Regions from separate parts of the Homo sapiens genome. Here region 2 is linked to region 1. The links are chromatin contacts, found by Hi-C or POLR2A ChIA-PET in ENCODE. All regions are on one chromosome and are shown on one strand. Each heading gives the region's core, a stretch centred on a gene start or an enhancer-like site at or near the end of the contact. The rest is flanking DNA. Distances are from core to core; before and after follow the strand shown.

The links. A loop is a pair of places that touch in the nucleus more often than their neighbours do. ChIA-PET counts read pairs that join two places held with the same protein, here RNA polymerase II (POLR2A). Pooled maps may share reads with other maps.
Region 2: a map of PC-3 shows a loop between it and region 1 (4-fold over the local background). The contact joins the promoter of LINC00431 here to the enhancer-like site in region 1. A Hi-C loop is called at or near these places in 4 of 168 maps with a recorded cell type or tissue (PC-3, ascending aorta, chondrocyte and 1 more) and 8 of 50 pooled maps. POLR2A ChIA-PET finds 5 or more read pairs at or near these places in 1 of 52 experiments (IMR-90).

The regions. Positions count from the first base shown.
Region 1 is chr13:111,005,616-111,009,173 of GRCh38, reverse strand. No RefSeq gene overlaps it. Among named protein-coding and RNA genes, the nearest start is that of LINC00431, 41 kb to the right of the region's middle. RefSeq lists a silencer at 1,732-1,861. Within about 2 kb of position 2,258, at least 27 of the 41 ENCODE cell types and tissues checked have a DNase peak (open chromatin) inside an H3K27ac peak, as active enhancers do; they include IMR-90 and ascending aorta, where a contact is called at or near this core.
Region 2 is chr13:110,964,752-110,968,617 of GRCh38, reverse strand. It overlaps LINC00431 (long intergenic non-protein coding RNA 431), which reads right to left and starts at 2,591. Exons shown (of 2, transcript NR_126378.1): 1 at 2,499-2,591. The region is part of intron 1 of LOC105370364 (a long non-coding RNA gene); the gene reads left to right. RefSeq lists an enhancer at 2,440-3,639.

The DNA.
Region 1 (3,558 bases), core at 1,009-3,508:
ATGGTATTAGGCAATCCTCCTGCCTTGACCTCCCAAAGTGTTGGGATTACAGGTGTGAAACACTGCACCTGATCTCAAATATTTGGGTGGAAGAATGGTGAAACCACTGATGCTTTATGAAAAGATTTATGGAGATGCTATTCCCAAAGAAATCAGCAGTTTACAAATGGATACCTTGTTTTAAGAAGTGATGAGATAATTCTGAAGATGAAGCCCTCTGCAGTAGACCATCTACATCAATTTTTGAGGAAAAAAAGTTGTGTTCATTTAATAATTAAACAGGACCAATGATTAACAGCAGAAACAATAGCCAACACTATAGAAATCTGAATAGGTTGAGCTCCACAATTCTGACTGAAAAAATAACGTTGAGCAAACTTTCTATTCCACAGGTGCCAAAACTATTGTTCCCAGATTAGCTGCAGACAGGAGCAGAGCTTTTGATGGAAATTTTAAAGAAATGGGATCAACATCCAGAAGCATTTCTTCAAAGAATTGCCATGGGAGCTGAACTTTCCCTTTACCATCCTGAAGACAAAGCAGAAGCAAAGAAATGGCTACCGAGGGTGGAAGTGGCCCCGTCACAGCACAAGCAGACTGGCCAAGAGCAAAGGTCGTGGCAACAGTGTTTTGGGATGCTCATGGCATAGTGCCTGTTGACTTCTTGAAGGGCCGGAGAACGATAACATCTGCTTATTATGAAAGTGCTTGTAAAAAGTTAGCAAAAGCTTTAACAGACAGACACCTGAGAAAGCTTCACCAGAGAGTCCTCCTCCACCACAACAAAGGTTCTGCTCATTCCTCTCATCAAGTGAGGGCGATTTTGCGAGAGTTTCAATGGGAAATCTTTAACCATCCACCCTGGATAGGTTCCTTCTGACTTCTTTACTTCCTAATATTTAAAAAATCTGTAAAAGACACCCATTTTTTCCCAGTTAATAATGTAAAAAAGACTGCACTGACATGGTTAAATTCCCAGGACACTTAGTTCTTTAGGGATGGACTAAGTGAATGGTATCATTGCTTACAAAAGTGTCTGGAACTTGATGGAACTCGTGTTGAGAAATAAAATCATATTTTAAACTTTTATCTCTTAATTCCATTTTTTCATAAACTTTTTAAAGTCCTCTCATATGTGAGAAATGTTTCTAAATTACATCTTATAGTTAGTTATCATAGACATATGGAAAGGCTATTTATTTGATTCTATTAATCAGTATATTCATCATCACGCTAAACTTGAGGCTAAGGGTTAATGCTAAACTGGGCCTAAGGATAAGATAGTGGTAATGGTTCTGAAATGTATTATTACATAATGTATAATGTAACAATGTAATTTTCCTGACTTGGATAGGCATTTTGTAACTGTGTGAGAGAAACCCCTCATAAAAAATGCATAAAAAATGTACACTGAGGCCATTTGGGGGCGATGGAACATCATGACCTCAACTTATTCTCAAATGGTTAGGGTGAGGGGAAGCATTTTATTGTAGTGCAAGTGACAATTTTTATATACGCTTGAGATTTTCTAAAGTGCATTAAAAATAATATTTGAATGGGTACAACATGTCATTCTAGTAATGGATGCTCTAAATGCCCTGACTTCACCACTACACAAGCTATGTATGCACTTGCACCCTGATATGGTTTGGCTCTGTGTCCCCACCCAAATCTCATGCTGAATTGTAATCCTCAGTGTTGGGGGAGGGACCTGGTGGGAGGTGATTGTATCATGGGGGCACTTTCCTCCGTGCTGCTCTCAGGATAGTGAGTTCTCACGAGATCTGGTGGTTTGTAAGTGTGTAGCACTTCCCCTTTTGCTCTCTCTCTGTCTCCTGCCCCACCATACAAAGACTTGCTTCCTTCCCATTTGCATTCTACCATGATTGTAAGTTTCCTGAGGCCTCCCAGCCATGCTTCCTGTACTGCCTATGGAACTTTGAGGTGATTAAACGTATTTTCTTCATAAATTACCCAGTCTCAGGTAGCTCTTTTTAGCGGTGTGAAAACAGACTATTACATATCCCATAAAGCTATTAAAAATAACAAAATCCCTTGGCAACGCCTGCTGCTAAGAAAGTGAAGTCTTAAAGAGAGGACAGGAATAAGAGTGTTTAGCCAAGGGCTTTTGAGTGTGTGTTACTGTGAGGTCGGCCAATTCAGGCCTGGTGGGAGGTCTCCCGCTGACAGTACAGTCTCCTATGACTCAGCCTCAGCCAGCGAAGGCTCCAGAACAGTCGCGACGTCCTCGTGTGGAGCCTTCAGTCCCACAGACAGACTCCTTGCCTTGTTCCCATGGCTGCCTTTGGCTCCTCATATAATTTCTCCTCCCACTTGACTTTTCTGGAAGTTAGAATCCACAATCAGCTGCCAAGTAAGATGATTGTGGTCTCAGTAGAACTGCTTAACAAATAATGTAGACGTACTCTTCCAGGGAGAGGTCCGGACAAGCCCCTTTTTGAGCTCCTTCCCAATTCTGTGACTTCTGATAGAAGAATCAGGCACCGGGCACAGAGTGGCCTGGGTACTGAGTCCAGCCACCTGTTCCTACTCCCACCCTCTCTGCTGAGCCCGAGCCCGGAGGACCTCACAATTAAACCAGCTCAACTTTCCGGGCAGTTGATTTCAGGGAAATCTTTAAATAGCAGCAGCTGTTGCTTTCTGAAGGAAGTTTCTGGGAAAGTGTCTATTTAGTTCAATTAATATTTTGGAATTTTGCTTAAAAATACTCTATTTTCAGAAATATTGGACACTAATGTCATAAATCAGTTTAGTCACATATTAGGAATTATTATTAGTACTTTAATACATGTGGAGAAACGAAATGTACACATGGACAGTGGCCAGGGCAGACATAAAAACAGAGCTTGGACACACAGCCTGCAGCTGCTGCCCCGGAAGCCAGCTCCGGGTGGAGACACAAAGCCCAGCCTGGGCAGCCGTCTAATGCAGGTCAAACTTGCAGGAAGTCAGATTGCAAACAATAATTCTGGAACAATCGGCCCGATGGTCCAGACTAGATTAATAATTTCCCAAATTTTTGTCCCTACTTCCAACTCAGGAGCAAGAATAGAGAGCCAAACACGCTCCCTCACCGGTCACACGGCGTGCCTCATTCAGCCACAGCCTGCAGCATCCTCAGGCCAACAGCCACCTTCAGGGCGTGCCTGCAGGAGCCTCCCCTTGTCTTCATCATAAATCTCTCCCACTCCCCTGCCTGCCTTCCAGTACCTCTCAAGCTCTTGAGACGGCAGCTGATGCCCTCGCTACAGCAAGCTCCGAATGATAGGTTCTGCGTTTCTCGTCTGAGTGGTCTCCTTTTACTTCCACAATATTTAAATATACTTTGATTCACATTATTGCACCTGATTCTACACATCCCTGCAAGTAGGGTACAGCAGGCGTTTCTTGTGTTTTTGAAGGCTTGAAACTTCCAATTACTCAGCTAAAGCTACGGCGAAAGAGAAAAATGATCCAATGATACTTGCTGAAGAGGGAAAGCAGAATTTACTCAAGGGGCAGTGGCCACAGGTTCAGGGACTGCTGCTGTGGGTCTCG
Region 2 (3,866 bases), core at 1,342-3,841, 41 kb after region 1:
AATAGGGTATTGCTTCCTTCTTACTACTTCTCCCGGGGTTTTTAGCATGATGTGGATCAGAGGGACTTGGAGTTTCCCTCAGTTTCCTTCTTTGGGCAGACATTAGGATTAATATATTTTTCATCCGCATTGGTGGGTAGGTTTCATGAAGTGAGGAATCCTCTTGGGCTGACTTGTAGACCTATGCCCAACTTTAACATTAAATCCCTCCCCAGTAAATTAGTTCCTGCTTCAAGGATTAACAAGAACTGAATATGAGCTGAGTGATCCTCGTATCTAACTTCTGTGCTTTCTAAAATGTTTGCTCTAAACCCTTCCCCTTTTACCCTGGAGACTAAAAGTTCCTCTGAGGAGGAGACAACATTAGACGAGGGGAAACAAACAGAGGAGTGAGCAGCCCCTGAATCAACTAAAAAAGTGATAAGCTCATGTTTAGGTCCCACCTCCAAATTTATCAGGGGCTCCTGGTGGGACTCAAGATAAAAGAGACAGAGCCCCTGACTCCCTTATTCTTCCTTGAAAGTCATGAGTGGAAGGGCTTCTTTCTCCTTTCTTAGTTCAGGACATCCTCTCTTGAAGTGGCCTGTTCTTCCACATCTATAGCACTTATCTTGTCCTTCCTTCCTCTTAGTTCTGGGATTCTTTAACTTTGCTCCCCCATACTCTTTAGGGGGCCTGGTAAACTTGGACCTTGGTCCTCCAGATGGAGGCTGGGTCCTTTAAAATAGGGTTTAGACCCTTTATAGTTTCTGGCTCCCTGGAAACTCTGTCTAGAAGTACCTGGGTTTGGAGCCATCTGTTGGAAGGTGGAAAACATAAGTTTTGTCTTTTGTTTCTGTTTTTCTTCATCCCTTTTCACATATACTTTCTGAGCTTCCCTGAGGAGCTCACTTAGCAGACGGTCTTCCCAATTGTCTATCTTTTGCAACTTTTTTGAAGTGTCTGGCCAACTTTTAGTGACAAACTGGAATTTCAACATTCCTTGCCCAAAGGGATCATCCAAATTGAGGCCTGCATATTGCCTCATTTGCTCCCTCAGTCTGTCTAGGAATCTCATAGGCCCTTCATCCTTTTCCTGTTGTATAACAAATGCTTTAGAAAGATTTTGGGTTCAGGGTACTGATTCCCAAATTCCTTTTATTATCATCTCCCTTAGTTCCTGCATATTTTCCCAGTGACCTGCATCGTTATTGTCCCACTGGGGGTCTCGAGGGGCAGGGAATTTCTGGTCTGCGGTAGGAAAGTTTTCACCAGGAGGGTGCTCACATTCCTAAACTACCATAGCAGCCCTGTGAATCATACTCCTTTCTTCCCCTGAAAAGAGGATGCCCAAGATGGACATTAACTCCACCCAAGTGTATAACTGAGGTCCTAAGAATTGGTCAGTTTGGTCTGCCACTCCATAAGGGTCATCTAGTAGTGGTTTAAGCTCCTTTTTAAAATTCCAGACTTCTGAACTGGTTAAGGGAGCATTTACAAAGCCAATGGCCCTCCCCACCTCGTGGTACCTCTTTCAAAGGGAAGAGGGTCAGGGCTGACCTCTTAGGTACAGAGAGAAATGGGAAATTCTGAATATCTTTTTTACATTGTTCTACCTCACACTAGAGTCCTTTTGGAGAGGGATATTTAGGTTGGGAGGGAACAGGCTGGTGGGACAGTAATTCCCAAGAGTCAGGGTTATAAGGAGGAGGGACAACGTGAGTAGAGGGGAAATTTGGAAAGGGATCTGAGGCGGCAATGGCTGTCTGAGGGGAAAGACTGAGGACACTGAATGGGGGAAGATAGTCTAGGGGATCCCATGCACTGGAGTCTTTAGGCATGAGAGCTGGCTCCTCTGACTTTTAATTTTGATGTGCTAGATTGGGTTCTTCCCTATCTGTTTTTAAGGGAAAAAGAAGGGCAGGTCCTTCCCTCCAACAAAGGGCATAGCCTAGTTCTTCTTGGGACACTGGACTTTTATCATTAATGTATCAGATTAGAAGCTGACACATTACACCCTCATTTGATCCAAACCTTGGCCAGAAGATTGAGGGTCTGAGGATGGGTCCCTGAGTCCAAATAAAACAGCAATATTTTATCATTTGTTGCTTTTTCCTATGTTTAATCCTTTCATTATCCTTTCATTATCTTTCCAGTATTTTAGCATGAGACCTAGGGGGCTATCTGGGGGGATATCTTTGTTACCATCTTTATCCTTCTTGCTCCCTGTCTTGCTTGGGGTATTTCCCATCTTGATGGTTTTGGGGTAGAGTTCAAGGTTCAATTTCCCTTACTGGAAATTTCTCACCTTTTGGGGTGAGGCTCAATTCCCCCCACTGGAAATTTCTTGCCTTTCGGGGTGAGGTTCAATTTCCACCACTGGAACATACTTGCCTTTTCTATTACTGGAGGTTTGTGTGAGGTTCAGTCCCTGCCAATGGGGATGTCTCACCTCTTTTTAACCTCTAAGCCACCCTGACCAAGGAGTACTTCACCACCCCCTGCCACGGCTTTCTTACCTTGCTCCCAACCACCAAGGAAATACTTTACCGGCTCCCATGGTGTCTTTTCCTCGGTCCATGCACACACTTGTGTGGCCCTTATGGAGGATGCTTTAAGCTAGGTTGCTAGCCAGTTTCTTTCCATGTAGCTGAGAGCTCAGGTTATTCTTCACACTGGGTGGGTCTTGATTTCTCACCCCTGAGGCCGCCACAGTGGGGTGGGGTGCACCTCCTCACAAGAGAGAACCAGAGACCACCCCCGGAGGGGAATGTAATCCCGGATGAGCCCCCAAATTGTTATAAGTAAAGTTTCGGTGCCACAAAAGAAATAGCACTCGAATATAAAATTTTCTTTTTAATTCTCAGCAGGGCAAGGTACTTCTATAGAAGGGTATGCCCTTACAGATGGAGGACTGGTGAGTGCACACCTGGACAAAGGAGGGAAAGGGGTTATTTTTCCTTATGCACATGGTCCCTACTGCTTTGTCATTCCCCTATTGGCTAGGGTTAGACCGTACAGGCTAAACTAATTCTGATTGAGTAATTTAAAGAGAGTGACAGGGTGAGTTGTTTGGAGGGAAAAACGGTTATGAAATGAGTCAAGGTGGAGAATGAGTCAGGGTGGAGCAGGTAATCGGAATGAGTCAGGGTGGAAAATGAGTCAGGGTGGAGTAAGTAATCAGAATGAGTCAGGGTGGAGAATGAGTCAGGATGGAGTAGGTAATCAGAATGAGTCAAGGTGGAGAATGAGTCAGGGTGGAGTAGATAATCAGAAAAGGTTGCTTTACAAGGAAGTTAAGTTTAAAAGTAGAAGGCAAAGAATTGAACATACTGTCATATTAATTCTTTGAAGAGAAATTTATAACTCATATTTAACATCATGATTACACAGCATTCATCATTAAGATGAACATCATGGTTCATCTTAAACCGTGAGGCTGAAGTCAGAGGTGACACATGAAGGATATGGCAAAGCCACTCCACTTGACAATGAACTTCAAAAACCACACTGATGTTATAAAACCCAAATATTTTACTGCACATGCTTACTGGCTGACTTGCACAATACTTCCATTATAATTACGGGACAGACACAAAATGAAAAGAATATTTTTAACAAAGCACTTGCACGATGCAGCCGTACCCATTCTTAATGATCATTAATGTCTCATCCAAAGAGAACCATACTTTGTTTCATTTACTGAAGGTCAGCATACTGGGAAGCAATTGTCATCACATCTCAGACCTTTTTGCATATTTGTCCTCATTGTTCTGAGCCTTCATGTGCTCAGACTAGTTGATTGGTGTGTAGATTGTCTGTCATTAAAGCCATTTGGAAATCAGCTTTGTCACTGGTTTAGTGTTGGAACTTCAGATCCTAGAAGA